Linked DNA regions of Homo sapiens: region 2 is linked to region 1. A link is a contact called in ENCODE Hi-C or POLR2A ChIA-PET data. All regions are on one chromosome and are shown on one strand. Each heading gives the region's core, a stretch centred on a gene start or an enhancer-like site at or near the end of the contact. The rest is flanking DNA. Distances are from core to core; before and after follow the strand shown.

What was found. Hi-C counts contacts between places; a loop is a spot of excess contacts on that map. ChIA-PET counts read pairs that join two places held with the same protein, here RNA polymerase II (POLR2A). Pooled maps may share reads with other maps.
Region 2: a loop to region 1 is called in a map of Caki2, with 4 times the contacts of the local background. The contact joins two enhancer-like sites. A Hi-C loop is called at or near these places in 2 of 168 maps with a recorded cell type or tissue (B cell and Caki2) and 2 of 50 pooled maps. POLR2A ChIA-PET finds 5 or more read pairs at or near these places in 3 of 52 experiments (OCI-LY7, PC-9 and activated B cell).

Annotation. Positions count from the first base shown.
Region 1 is chr2:45,676,620-45,684,216 of GRCh38, forward strand. The region is part of intron 1 of PRKCE (protein kinase C epsilon); the gene reads left to right. Among named protein-coding and RNA genes, the nearest start is that of PRKCE-AS1, 4.9 kb to the left of the region's middle. Within about 2 kb of position 5,237, at least 6 of the 41 ENCODE cell types and tissues checked have a DNase peak (open chromatin) inside an H3K27ac peak, as active enhancers do.
Region 2 is chr2:45,739,207-45,746,058 of GRCh38, forward strand. All of the region lies in intron 1 of PRKCE (protein kinase C epsilon), which reads left to right. Among named protein-coding and RNA genes, the nearest start is that of PRKCE-AS1, 67 kb to the left of the region's middle. Within about 2 kb of position 4,610, at least 12 of the 41 ENCODE cell types and tissues checked have a DNase peak (open chromatin) inside an H3K27ac peak, as active enhancers do.

The DNA.
Region 1 (7,597 bases), core at 3,987-6,486:
GACATACATATTGCCCCATTGTGATGAAAGGTTGTGATAATGAAGAGAGTAATAGAAGGCTCAGCTCAGGTTCTAAGGAGGGAGCGAGTAAAGGCCATGCAGGCCCATCCTTCTGTGGTCAGTCACTGCTGGTTGGGGAAGGAAGGAGGTATCAAGTGTCTCCATTCTTTCCTCTTTTCTTCATAGTTTCTAGATCATTCATTTAATAAATCATTAGGGAGCCCCTGCCATCAAGCTAGGTCTTGGGATATAACCAGGAACATGCCTAGATAGGTACCCTAATCTCAGAGGGCTCATGCTCCAATTGGGGGACAGATACTCAAACAGGCAATTATGACATAGTTCATAAAGCCCTGTGATGTATGCCACCAGAGTACCCAAAAGGGCCCCAAACTAGACATGGGGAGTTGGGGAAGGCTTTTGGGAGAAGGCGACATTTCAGCAGAGACCTGAAAGGAGAAACTGGAGACAGTTTAATGTGACTACTGCGAAGTACTGTGGGGGGTGGGAGTAGGTTGGGGGCATGGGGACAAGTAAGCTGTTTTTTGTCAGCTGCCATTGATCTTCCTCCCTCTCCTCCTCCCTCCCTGCTTCCTTCCTTCTTTCCGATTTAACCCTGGAATCACGAGAGGCCACTTTAGGTGGATAGCAACTCTTGAATTTGGGCTTTATTCTGAGGGTTATGGAGGAGCCAGTGAAGGTTTTTTTTTTGTTTTTTTTTTTGTTGTTGTTGTTTTTTTTTTTTTTTGAGACGGAGTCTCGCTCTGTCGCCCAGGCCGGACTGCGGACTGCAGTGGCGCAATCTCAGCTCACTGCAAGCTCCGCTTCCCGGGTTCCCGCCATTCTCCTGCCTCAGCCTCCCGAGTAGCTGGGACTACAGGCGCCCGCCACCGCGCCCGGCTAATTTTTTGTATTTTTAGTAGAGACGGGGTTTCACCTTGTTAGCCAGGATGGTCTCGATCTCCTGACCTCATGATCCACCCGCCTCGGCCTCCCAAAGCAGTGAAGGTTTTTTAAGCAGAGAAATAACCTGATCAGATTCAAATTGTATCACCCTGTGGGATGGACTAGACATGGATTAGAACATTAGGAAACTGCTTTAGGTATTTAGCCTGGTAAAGATACTCTGGCTTGTGGTCGGGTGTTATTTGCTGGGTGGGCTCTGGCTTAAAAGGCAATTGCTTTAGATCGTTGTGGAAAATTCTGTTTCAGAGACACAACCGCTTCAGATGGGCAGTGAAAAAGACGATGGAAAGGCCAGGACACCACGGAAGTTCTGAAGGGGTAGTGGGAACCGGTAGGAGCATATCAGTAGCTTTCCCTGCCCTTTTGTCTGCCACTGTGATGTAAATATCAACTTGATTTTACATGGAGCTGAGGAACCTTTTAGAACCCAATCGAAGAAGTTGGTGGTTCTACACCGAGCCAGGGGGAAAACTTTGTGGTCACATGGGAATTTATACTTACTTGGTTTCTCTGCCTTTCTCACCAATTTCTTTTTGGTTTCTTGAGAGCTGGTTGTGTGCATATGTGAATACATATTGCATGTTGAAATTTTGGGTTTTCTTTTTTAAACCTTTAATGTTCTACCCATTTCAAATGCATTCAGGATGTATGATGCTGTTTTTATATAATGTAAACTATTCTTACAATGTCTTTTATTTAATTAAAAGAATCAAAGAAACCAAAGTTAAGAATTTAAATTTTATTTTGGCATTTGTTACTGGTTGTGATATATAATTTTGGTAACATTAGTGAGGGATCAGGTTTAAAAAATTTCTCCAATGTTGTCTTCTGCAGATTGCAATTGTCTTGCAACTGCTGTTGGCAAACTAAAAATGCTTTTGCTGGTTAAGGTAACCAGTCATTTCCGAACTTTTTTTCAGTTGTAAGGGCATAGAATGAACGTGCACGCCTGATTTAGTGTATTAAAACTAATATCATGTGAGGACATTTTATAGATAAGAGGTTAGAAGGCAAACGACTCTATTTTGAGAAAAATTTGGAGGGAACCTTTCTTTCAAGATAAATAAATTATTTACTGTCCAGAAGTTTATCATGTAATTATCTGGATTTTTTTTTTTCATTTCTCTGAGCTTTAGCTCAGCCTCGATGGACTCTGATTTCATAAATACATTACATTTTTCAATTTTAGAAGTCATGGGAAGAGGCACACAACTTTGGGAATTTGTGAAACTTAAAGCAAGTATAATGAAGAGATACATACTCATTTTGTTTGTGTTCTGTTTCCATTCCATTAACTTCTACTATCACTCAGGTTCATCCTTGTTGAGGCCTAGACGAGTGGAAGGTTTCTCATTTTGAAGTTAGTTGTTTTTTAATTGGTCACGCAAAAGAAAGGCTTACATTGATTTTGAAAGACAAAACATGTCATTGTTTTTTTCACTAATGCCCAACTTCTACATGGCTGACTGGATATTGTTCAAATTTTCCAAAAGAATAGAAAAGAGAGAGAAACACCCTTCTTTTGGATCCGAAGCCAGTCATGGAAAATTTCATCCTGAAAGGATAATTTTTCATAAATATGCAAGCAGCAGAATGGCAGTGTGGCTGCAATAGAATCTGCCCCAGGACTTCCATGCATAGTACTTTGCTGTAAACACGAAACTACAGGCACACATATACTCAAAAGAATACACAGTATTGGAAGCCTAATTATTTCCACTAAGATTGAGATTATTCCCTCTAAGAGCTATACTGGAGAAAGCAATGTGTCTTACTTCACTTTATTCCACATCAATTCACAAATTTTTATAGCATATATACTCTGTGAAAGGTGATACTGGGCTAAAGAAAATAATTCTGCCCTCAGTTTGCAATCTAACAGGGAAAATAAAGTCCATATATATTAAAATCTAAGTCTGTTTATAATAAGTGCCAAGTAGACAATATGGACAGGAAGTACTGTGGATCTAAGGAGGTCAAGCTCATGGGTGTACAGGTTGTAATAGTTATGAAGCCTTTTCAGTAGCAGTAGAACTTGAATGATGGGGTGGATCGGGATAATGCACAGAGTGGGTGCATGTGGAACACTTACAAGAAGAGGGGATATGGGGAGCTGATGTCCACCAAGAACAGGGAGCCTGTAGTCTGCGGGTGTATGTGGGGCCCTGCTGTAGTGGTGTTGATTGACCTCTGTAGGCACTTTGCCTTCCTTCTTCTGTGTTCCCTCCAGCTAGGGTAGAGAGGACTGGTTCAGCTTGGCTCTTCCGGGCCTGCCCAAAGGACCATGCAACATGAAGGTGAAGTCCTTGTAGAGCAAAGGGCATGAGAAGTCTCTCTTCTAAACCTAGGCTCTGCCCTGTCTCCATAATTTTATTTCATGATGTTAGATCTGGGAAGAGATTTAGCACATTTCTGTATTAGTAGAGCATTTGAGGGAGATGATAACTATTAAACAAGAGAGGTAAAGAGAAACATTCAGAGATGAACAGGTTTATTGGGATAAAGAGTGAGGGTACAGATTTGAGGCTACCATTCACAGACCAGGGCTAGCTATTCTAGAAACAATAGATGTCATTAGACAAATAATGACATGATGGTTTGATATTGGTGTTCTAAACCTCCAGAGGTTAATAACTTTGTTGGATTTCAGTGGTGGACACCAGCAATCTTAGGAGGTCTAGCAGCAAGACTGGTTCTTGCCAAGTTAGGAGATGTTAGTTTGTTAGTGCTGATTGGATGGAATAAGCATACAACCGCTCTGTGTGCCCCCTTCTTTCCCCTCTGCAGGGTGTGAGAATGGAAAAAGAGAATTACACTTCTGATAACCTAAATATTCGCTAACCTGTGGTGGGGATGCTTATTTTGGCCTTTTAGGCGCAAACTTGTTTCTTTAACTGTTAGTTTTATGGTGCCCAGGGTTAAACTTTAAAGTTGGACTGTTTACATGCTTGCGACATGGTGAACCAAACGGGGAAAGTAAGATAAAAACAGGCTTGATAAAGGCCAGCCGACTTCTGCCAGTAGGCTAAAACTCACAGACTCTCAGATATATACATACATATATGGCCAAGATGTCTTGCTGTTAAATGGTCTTTAAGAGAGCAGAAAAGCCTTTTTAACAAATGCACCTATTGTAGAGTCTTTCCAATAGCCTATACCTTTCAACTTGTGAAGATAAATAAGAACATATGGTTTGTCTCAACATGCTTTTAACAAAAACCAGATGAACACATGTAAAACAATTAGAGAGTTGTCTTAGGTACCCTGAAGTTCTTATACAGGATATTTGCTCTTCATTCAACGTTTATTGACTACCTACTGTGTTCCAGGCCACCAGACCCTGTGTTAGAGGTTAGAGATTTAAAACTCTAGTAACTTATGTATTATAATCTATACATGTCATTTAAAGACATAGCATTTTTGGGCTGAGTGCGGTGGCGCACGCCTGTAATCCCAGCACTTTGGGAGGCCGAGGTGGGTGGATCATGAGATAAGGAGTTCAAGACCAGCCTGGCCAAGATGCTAAAACCCCGTCTCTACTAAAAATACAAAAATTAGCTGGGTGTGGTAGCATGCACCTGTAATCCCAGTCACTCGGGAGGCTGAGGCAGGAGAAGCGCTTGAACCCAGGAGGCAGAGGTTGCAGTGAGCCGAGATCACCCCACTGCACTCCAGCCTGGGAGACAGAGCAAGACTCTGTCTCAAAAAAAAAAAAAAAAAAAAAAAAAAAAAAGGCATAGCATTTTCTTAATATAATAAGCCTCCTGGTGGGAAGTAATTGTGATTGAGTGTCTAGGGCAATGTAGTTATCCTAAATTTTAACCAGGTGATTTTAAAATCACCATTTGGAAAATGGTCCCATTATATCTATTTGTAAACTGAGTCATGAAAAAGTTGTCAGAGTACCCAGGTAGGCGTTTATGATGCACCTAAGTACAGGCCAGCCAAAATTGTTTTGGTTTTGGTGCTTCCACCTGTGATTAATGTCCCACTTGACTCCTTGAGCTGTTTCATCTGAAATTATATTCCTGAAATTCATCTGGCTCTGCTGATTATCTCTACCTGGGCCTGTGGATGAGATCAGAGAGACCAGAGCTGGGGCTATTTCTTGGTAATGCAACTGCCATTCCCCATGCGTGGACACAAATAGACAATGCCTGTGGGAATCCAAACCCCAAGGACTGTGAGAGGCATGCATGCCCTGTATTAAAGCAGCAGCCTGGCTTGGTGCTCACTAAGTGCATGGTCAGCAGTCACTACTCCTGTGACATGTATTGTCTGAGTCACTCATTTGGCACTTATTACATCCTGTCTTGGGTTATTAGTAACCTTTGCATGCATTTGTTTCTCCTCCCCAGCCACACCGCCCCAGTGGTGCAGACTCAGGGTTCTCCTCGCCATTCAAATTCTTCACCAGTGCTCTTTATGGGCAGTAAACTTGGTTTTTATTTTAATTATGAAATGGTAGTGTTTAAGCTTATTAAAATATAAGTGTTGTTTATCCAAACAATCATAAATGAACTTATTAAATTTTTTACAAACAGCTTTACTGAGACATCTCTGACATACAAACTGCCCATATTTAAAGTGTAGAATTTGATAAGTTTGAACTTCATAATATGATTTCTTATTCTTTTTTTCAGATAACATGATTTCTAACTCATTTTTTACAGATAACATGATTTCTTACTCATTTTCTTTTTCAAAATGATGTTTGATGAGCACCGATTTTACAGAGGGTGCCTGTCTGAGAGTACGAGGTAGGAACTTTTGAAATAACACACTGGTGGTAAGGGGGTAGTTTGGTTCCCAGATAACTTTGAGATTCTAGTTTTATTTTTTATTTATTTATTTTTTTTGAGACAGAATCTTGCTCTGTTGACCAGGCTGGAGTGCAGTGGCACGATCTTGGCTGACTCCAACCTCTGCCTCCTGGGTTCAAGTGACTCTTGGGCCTCAGCCTCCCAAGTAACTGGGATTACAGGCACACATCACCTTGCCTGGCTAATTTTCTTTTTGAGATGGAGTTTCACTCTTGTTGCCCAGGCTGGAGTGCAATGGCGCGATCTCCACTCACTGTAACCTCCACCTCCTGGATTCAAGCAATTCTCCTGCCTCAGCCTCACAAGTAGCTGGGATTACAGGCATGTGCCACCATGCCTGGCTATTTTTGGTATTTTTAGTAGAAACGGGGTTTCATCATGTTTCAACTCCTGACCTCAGGTGATTCACCCACCTCAGCCTCCCAAGGTGTTGAGATTATAGGTGTGAGCCGCCACGCCCAGCCAAGATTCTAGTTTTCTGCCACGGTAAATTGAGGTGTTCCTGGCATATAGTAGGCAAGAAATAAAGCCTGTTTATTGAAGGCTATGTGTATGTAGTTGTAAAGTCACCTCAGTTCTCTTTACGAAAAAAGAATATTGTACGTCTTTTATTTATTTTTAATGGGGGAATAGTTTGTAATGGCCTTAGTAACTTTGAGCATTTTATCCTCTTGACAAATCCAGCAGAGATTTTACTTCCTGAATGAAAGGATACTGGCTAGCCAAGCGTTGGTTGAAATGTTCAGTGGGGAAAGTAAGTTGATATTCCTATCACCGCAGAATCTCTTTGTCTCTGGATTTCCCTTTGATTTTCACAAGGACTGAGCAAGTCCTGCAGGTAATTCAGTGCCAGGGCAGGCTAGCTGAGTTTTAATTGATGCTAATTAGCACCCCCATAGACTGTGACAATTTTTTCCCCTCAAGCAGTCAGCCAAGTGGCATTAGGAAATGTGAGACATCTTTCTTTGGAATCGTCATAGGAGCAGAACTATTTTCAGGCCCAGTCTCCTTGGCAGGTCTTGCCCTTCTCAGAAATAGTGAGGAAATGAGATAAGAAAAGTAATACCCCGAGGAGTAAGGTGCCAAGTAGTTCTAGACCCAACTGTGGGCTTAGGACAGCAGGGAGAGGATGCTGAAGGATTTTGCTCTCAAGTACCTTTGCTTCTAGTTGGAAAGAATGAGAGATAGGATGGAATGAAGTCTGACTGCTGCATGGGAGCTGGGGGGAAATGCTTTGCGGGAGCAGTATTTATGGCAAGTTCAGAAGACATCTTCTTACCTTGAACAAGTCATTAGAGCTGGAACTGTATACTGATGACAAAAGATAAAATATAACAAGATAAACGGTCCCAGGCAGTCTTGTGTGCTCCGTCCTCCCAGCTATACTCCACTGGAATCCAGTGTCTGCCTTTGGTGGTAGATGTTCCTGTTTCTCCATCCCTTGGCTAGATATATATTATCCATTGATAGGCAGCTAAGTTTGCAGCCAATTCTCAATCATTTCTTGTGGTGGGGGACAGAAATAATGTGGGAAGCTAAGTTCACCATCAACCCAGGGACTTATTAGCTGGAAGTTTCAAACTGCCTTGCCACTGAACACCATAAACAACTTCAGACCACAGCTGACTTGGTGTTTGCTGGTAGGAGGGAGTGAGAAATTATGCCAGAGGTGGGAAAACTTGTCAAGTCAAGGGGGAGGTCTCTTTATTCTTCCCCTGTGCATTCAGAGAGGTGATGGTGTCTCTCTACCTCATTGAAACCTGCTCCCAGGAGCTTCTGAAGTTGGCCATTTAGAACCCAGTGTGAAT
Region 2 (6,852 bases), core at 3,360-5,859, 62 kb after region 1:
AGTCACTGGGAAGGCCCGTCTTTGGTCCACTGCTGTGGCTGGGTCTGGACATCATTGGACAGAGGAGAAAATTATGAGCCTTGGAAAAGCTAAGTGACTTTTCTAAGATCACACAGAAGACTGAAGTGCCTGTCTTGTGACCAAGAGTGTCCCTGTGTGAGCCCTTTTTTGAGTTTAGGGGCAGCTGTTGACTCAGTCGCAAAGGGAACAGATTGTATATTTGGGGTTTCAACTTTCCTTTTTCTGTACCCTTTTACAGCCTGCAGAGGACTCAGCTAATTCTGAAGACTCATCTAATGTCCAGTCTCTTAAAATTCTGTTTCCTCCCTTCCTTTTTAAAAACCTGACGTTTATATAAAAAAAATTATGTTCAGTGAAAGAAGCCAGACTGAAAAGGCTATATACTGTATTATCTCATGTATGTGGCTCTCTGGAGAAGACAAAATTCTAGGGTTAGGAAATAGATCAATGGCTGCCAGGAGTGGGGTGGGGGTACAAGATTGAGTACAAAGGGGCCCAGGGAATTTTTTGAGGCATGAACTGTTTAGATCTTGATGGTGGTGGTGGTTACAAGACTGTATATATTTGTCAAAATCCACAGAACTCTACACTAAAAAGGGAAAATTTCACAGTATGTAAATTATACTTGAATAAAAACAACAAAAAACCTTAAATCCTCTTTAGGCCTGTTTGACAATGGGATTTGCATCTTAATGAGCATCAATACTGTAGCTGTGATGAACTAAGTAGCTTTGAGATACACCATAATCTAATATCAAGAACAAGAAACCACAAAGTGTTAGATTCATTCAAGAATAATTGGCTGTCAGCCAGGCATGGTGGCTTGTGCCTATAGCCCCAACTACCTGGGAGGCTGAGGCTGGGGGATCACTTGAGCCCAGGAGTTTAAGACCAGCCTGGGCAACATGAGACCCCATCTCAAAAAAAAAAAAAGGACTTATTCACTGGAAAATGAACAAGTTGTCCCTGAACTGAGTAAACCAGTGGCCCTTATGCTGCTGCCACTATCTGACTGGAGCAGTGAAGCTGTGCCCCTAACTCTCCTTCCTTGGGCTTAGTCAGGAGTCCCTAGGGAATGTGGGAATCTGGGATGGAGGCAGAGGGCTTAGGGCAATATTCAGGAGGAAGCATCATTATCTCCACTCCAATTCTGTAGCAAGAATGATCCTTCCTAGCCAGTTGATAGGCTGGAAGGGGAGAGGAAAAGTCTGGCATTCAGGGTTCAGCATTGTTTCTCCTTTATGCTCTTTCCCCCTCACTCCTCTCCCTCCCCAACCACCTGACACGTTCTTTAGGCCCCACTTGGACGCACCCTTCCCCCTGCCCATTGCAAGCCCTCCTCAAACAGAGCATCCTCAGCTCCAGGAATCTCCCCAGGGGCCTGACTTTTCAGTCTTTTCCATTCCAGTTTTTGTATTCCCCATTCTCTCAAACTCCTCCCTAGTTACTTCTAGCTCATCTCATTACAATCTGAGCATTTTCCTTTTTCATTCATGTCTGGTTATTCACTTCGAACACTACACTCCCAAATGTTTCAGTCTCTCCCTGCCTCATTCTGATTCTACCTGGGTTCATCTCAGACCACAGTTGTTTGAAAGTGCAGTATTACAAGGAGATACTGTATAACATGCAGATTACAGAGTGGTTTGTGAAGTTTTAGTAGCCTTCTGCTCAGTGAAAGTCTTTACTGACATGGAGGTAATAAATACTTTCCATTGTAGATATTACATTTTCTGATATAAAACATCTGATGAAAAAATCTCTCTATATAAGATGCAAACACTTTTATTTTTTCTGAAATGATCTTTTTGTGAAAAAATTAAAAAGGTTGCTCACCAGTTGCTAAAATTAAATGCGGAAATTTCCTTAGTGGAATTGATACATTTGAATGCTGGCTTCGGGGATCCCAAATGTGATTGCTTCTATCGGTGCCTGTAAAGGAGTCTGTAATTATGGAAGCAGTCTTAGGCTGTAGGTAAGATCTGGAGCCAGGGTGGACCTTTGTATGTTCAGCAATGAGGGGATATTTTTGATGAGCTGGAATATCCAATTGAACAGCTGTAACAAAGTTTCTGAGAATCTTTTCCTCATGGTTGTTTATAGTTTGCTTCCAGCACACCCAGATCTGACACTTTCTGGCCTTAAAGTTGCATAAAACACCCTGTCAGTTGTAGGCAGTAAGACAGGGTCTTGGGCCGACTGGGGACAAATATCAGAATCTTCCTGGGGCCAGTAGCACCAGAATGGGGCCTGGCAGACAGAGAGCCAAGGTTCTTCTGGGAGAAACCAGCAATGCTCTGGTGGAACGAGGTCTGTTCTCCACGTCTGACACGGTCCTCAGCCAGTTTCTACCAATCAGATTGGAGCCTTTGCCGGCTCAGCCTGGCAGATGGGCATGTGCACGTTTTGGGCATGTGCAAGTTTTGGGCCTGTGCCCAGGCTGTAAGGTACTGCTGACAGGCTGCGGGCTGTGGTCTTGGAAGGGAAGGTTCAAGGGGTGGTGCAAGGCTAGTACAGCCTGTGCTGGATTACCCAGGAAAGCTGCCAGCATGACCACTGGGTGACCAGAGAAGCTCAACAGGTCTTCTCTGTTCCAGCACAGTCCTCTCAGTGGGCATGTGGAGAGCTACCAGAAGGCCATGGGTTACCCAGGGTCTCTCCTTTAAAGAGGGCGGAAGTCCCCTGTAATGCTTGTTACCTGGTCAGCCTGAGGGCACTTGACTGTGTGTCCTATGCTGCAAGGGATGTAGGAAGGCAGGCTGTGGTTAGAGTGTGGGCTTTCTGTGTTCTTGCTTCCAGGTGCTCTCCATCTCATTCTTGGGAATTTCTCGGATATCACACGAAAAGCACAGGCAACAAAAGCAAAAATAACAAGTGGGACTATGTCAAACTAAAAAGCTTCTGCACGGCAAAGAAAACAATCAACAAAACGAAAAGGAAACCCACAGAATGGGAGAAAATATTTGCAAACCATATATCCAATAAGGGTAACTATCCAAAATATATAAGGAACTTACATAACTCAATAGAAAAAAAAACACCACACAACTGGATTAAAACCTGTGCAAAAGGTGGCTTGCACCTATAATTCCAGCTACTTGGGAGGCTGAGGCAGGAGGATTGCTTGAGCCCAGGATTTCAAGGCTGCGATGAGCTATGATCATGCCACTGTACTCCAGCCTGGGTGACAGAGAACCTATCTCTAAAAAGAAAAAAAAAAAAACTAGGCAAAAGTCTTGAATGTACATTTTTCCAAAGAAGACAGACATATACCAACAGGTATATGAAAGGGTGTTCCACATCACTAATCATCAGAGAAATGCAAATCAAAGCCACAATGAGCTATCACCTCACACCTGTAAGAATCAGTATTATCAAAAAGATAATACTGCATGTTGGTGAGGATGTGGAGATAACATGTTGGTGAGGATGTGGAGAAAAAGGAATCCCTTTACATTGTTGGTGATAATGTAAGTTGGTACAACCATTATGAAAGACAGTATGGAGGTTCCTTTAAAAATCAGAGAATGACCTTATGATCCAGCAATCGCACTTCTGGGTGTGTATCCAAAGGAAATAAAATCACTGTCTCAAAGAGAAATCTGCACTTTCGTGTTCACTGCAGCATTATTTACAGTAGCCAAGATATGGAAACAACCTAAGTGTCTGTTGACAGATGGAAGGATTTTAAAAATGGAATATTATTCAGCCTTAAAGCAGAAGCAAATCCTGCCATTTGCAACAACATGGCTGAACCCTGAGGATATTAGGCTAAATGAAATAAGCCAGTCATAGAAAAATAAATATTGCATGATCTCATTTATATGTGGAATCAAAACAAGTCAGACTCAGAATAGAATGGTGGTTGCCAGGGGCTGGGTGGGGAGTGAGGGTAATGGGGAGATGTTGGTCAAAGGGCACAAACTTTCAATTATAAGATGAATAAGTTCTGGAAACCTAATGTACAGCATAATGACTGCAGTTAATAATAATGTGTTGTATTCTTGAAATTTGCCAAGAGGGTGGATCTTAACTATACTCACCATACAAAAAAGTAGGTGAGGTGAATATGATAATTAGCTTGATTGTGGTAATTACTTCACAATGTGCACTTATATCAAAACATCGCGGTGTACACCTTGAATGTAAACACTTTTTGTCAATTATACCTCAATAAAGTTGAAGAAAAATAGCCAGGAGCCACCTGATGGAAGTCTTTCTCTCCAGCTATTTCCCACCCCTCACCGAGAGAGGCCCAGGAGCTTTCGAGAGTAGACTTGATGCTTTTTTGCCTTTGAAGTTGCTCCGGAGAAAGGAACCAGGGGGAGCTGATGTAGGAAGTTAGCTCATCCCTTCCCACTGAGCCAACTCTGGTTTATCTTTCAGATCCCGCCCTGCCTGGCCACATCTGTGTACATTTACTTATTCCTCACATCCGTATTGTGGGCGTGGGTATCTTTTCCCCCGACTGCTTCTTTCAAAACCTTGCCCTAAGCAGGAGGTTTTTAAGACTGTGTTTAGTCCAGATACTTTGAGCCAACACATCCACATTAGCAGACTCCACAGAGAGCTTGATTCCGGCTCTGGTTCCTACAGATGTTCTGTTGGCTCTTGGGCCCTAGAAATAGGAAACTGGCCTGGTCAGAGATGGCCCAAGCACCAGCATGACCTCATCCCCAGGCCTGGTGAAGGGCGAACAGACCTGAGTGTACAGGAAGGAGCCTGCCTCCCGGGAGCTAAGTAGATTGTAGATTTGGCCGTTGTGTGTTTTTTTTTTTTTTTTCCAGATAATGCATCTAATAAAAATGATGTATGGGAGAAAGGCAGAGAGTACTGGGTTCAAATCCTGGACCACCACAAGCTGAGTAACTTTGTCTTTCTTGCTTGATGTTTCTGAGCTTAGTGTCCTTGTCAAATGGGAATAATAACACCAACCCTGTTGTTTGTCATGAGACATAATAGATACAATATGCGTAATATTCGTAGCTCAGGCACAGGAAGCCAGGAAGCTCTCAATCAATGGTAGTGGATGTTATTAGGACTATCAAGTAGAGTGTGTGTAGGTATTGTTTTCCAAAAAATTTCCTAGAGAAGGCAATGTTTTTCTCCGAATTCTGGCCACACATCAGAATCACATAAAGTAACTTTAAAAACCCAGTTGCCTGGTCTTTCTCTCTTTCTTTTCTTTTCTTTCTTTCTTTCTTTCTTTCTTTCTTTCTTTCTTTCTTTCTTTCTTTCTTTCTTTCTTTCTTTCTTTCTTTTTCTTTCTTTCTTTTCTTTCTTTCTTTCTTTCTTTCTTTTTCTTTCCTTCTTTCTTTCTTTCTTCCTTCCTTCCTTCCTTCCTTCCTTTCTTTTTCTTTCTTTCTTTCCTCCTTACTTCCTTCCTTTCTTTCTTTTGGAGACAGAGTCTCGCTGTGTCACCCAGGCTGGAGTGCAGTGGTGCCGTCTCCGGCTCACTGCAACCTCCGTCTCCAGAGCTCAAGCGATTCTCCTTCCTCAGCCTCCTAGATAGCTGGGACCACAGGTGTGCACCACCATGCCTGGCTAATTTTTGTATTTTGAATAGAGACAGGGTTTCACCATGTTGCCCAGGCTGATCTCAAACTCCTGGCCTCAAGTGATCCACCTGCCTTGGCCTCCCAAAGTGCTGGGATTATAGGCGTGAGCCACCGCACCCAGCCATTTGCCTAGTTTTTCAATCCTGGCGATTCTGATTTGTGAGTCTCTTGTGGTGCTCTGAAATCTGTATTTTTCCAAGTGCTCCAGATGACTCTGATATGCCCTCTGCTTTAACCCAAAGGAATGAACAGCCCTGAGTAGAATTTTAGACAATTGCTTGGGGTGCTATGGGGAGGCAGGGAGTGAGGGGAGTTTGAAGGGACAGGGAAGGCTGTTTTCTGGGGACTCTGAGATCAATTCCATCTTACAATTGTCCCTGTCTGTCATGCGGGTCCTGCAAACCATTCAATTCTGTGTATTCCCCTCCTTCCTGCAGCGACTGAGACAGATGGTGGTGGAGAGCAAGTGCCTGGTGGGGAGAGGAGGCCCGGGACACAGATACCTTAGTCTCACTGCCCTGACAGGCCCACCCCAACTTTCCCTGCAGTGCCTCCAGAACTTTGCCTGGAACTTAGTCACCCTGGGGAGGCTTCTTTCCCTATCTGCTCTGTTGTGCTTCGCTTTCTCATCCCTGTTCTCAACAACATTTCGTCCCCTCTGCCCCACCCACATCACTCGCTCTGCCCTTGGGAGACCTGATCTCTACCTGGCTGTCATTCCAGGAAGCTTGCTTTCTTGTTGAAACGAAAGCATGTGGAGGTTTTGCTTCTCTGTGTTTATGGTCTGCACAGATAACCACTCCCAAATGGAGCTGGGTATGGGGTGTTAAAAAAATTATAACTTTACTTTTAATCCCAGTTAATTTGGCATCTGGCGGCTAATGAGATGCCTGGGAGGTGGAGAGTTGGGCCCTGACTAGCCTAAGGGAGACCACCGATAGGGATAATACGTGTGGACCAGCCCCTGAGTGTGTCCTCAGTATCTGAACAGTGGTGAGGTGGGGAAAGCAGACAATATCAGCGTTCCAGTTTCTGTATTTCAGTTTGTTCAGCATCGAATTTCTTTTCCACCGTAGTTGAATTCTTTCTAGCCCTGGGTCACTGCACTAATTTAAATGGATGGCCTAATAGGTCATTATAGATGTCGTCACAAGCCTCTGGACTTTTACCATGCTAAGATGTTTTTTCTTTTTTTGTAAATTAGCTTGTTAATTATCACACGCCTACAAGTGATAGCCAAAAGAAATCAGACAGTGGAACTGAAGGAAGTTAG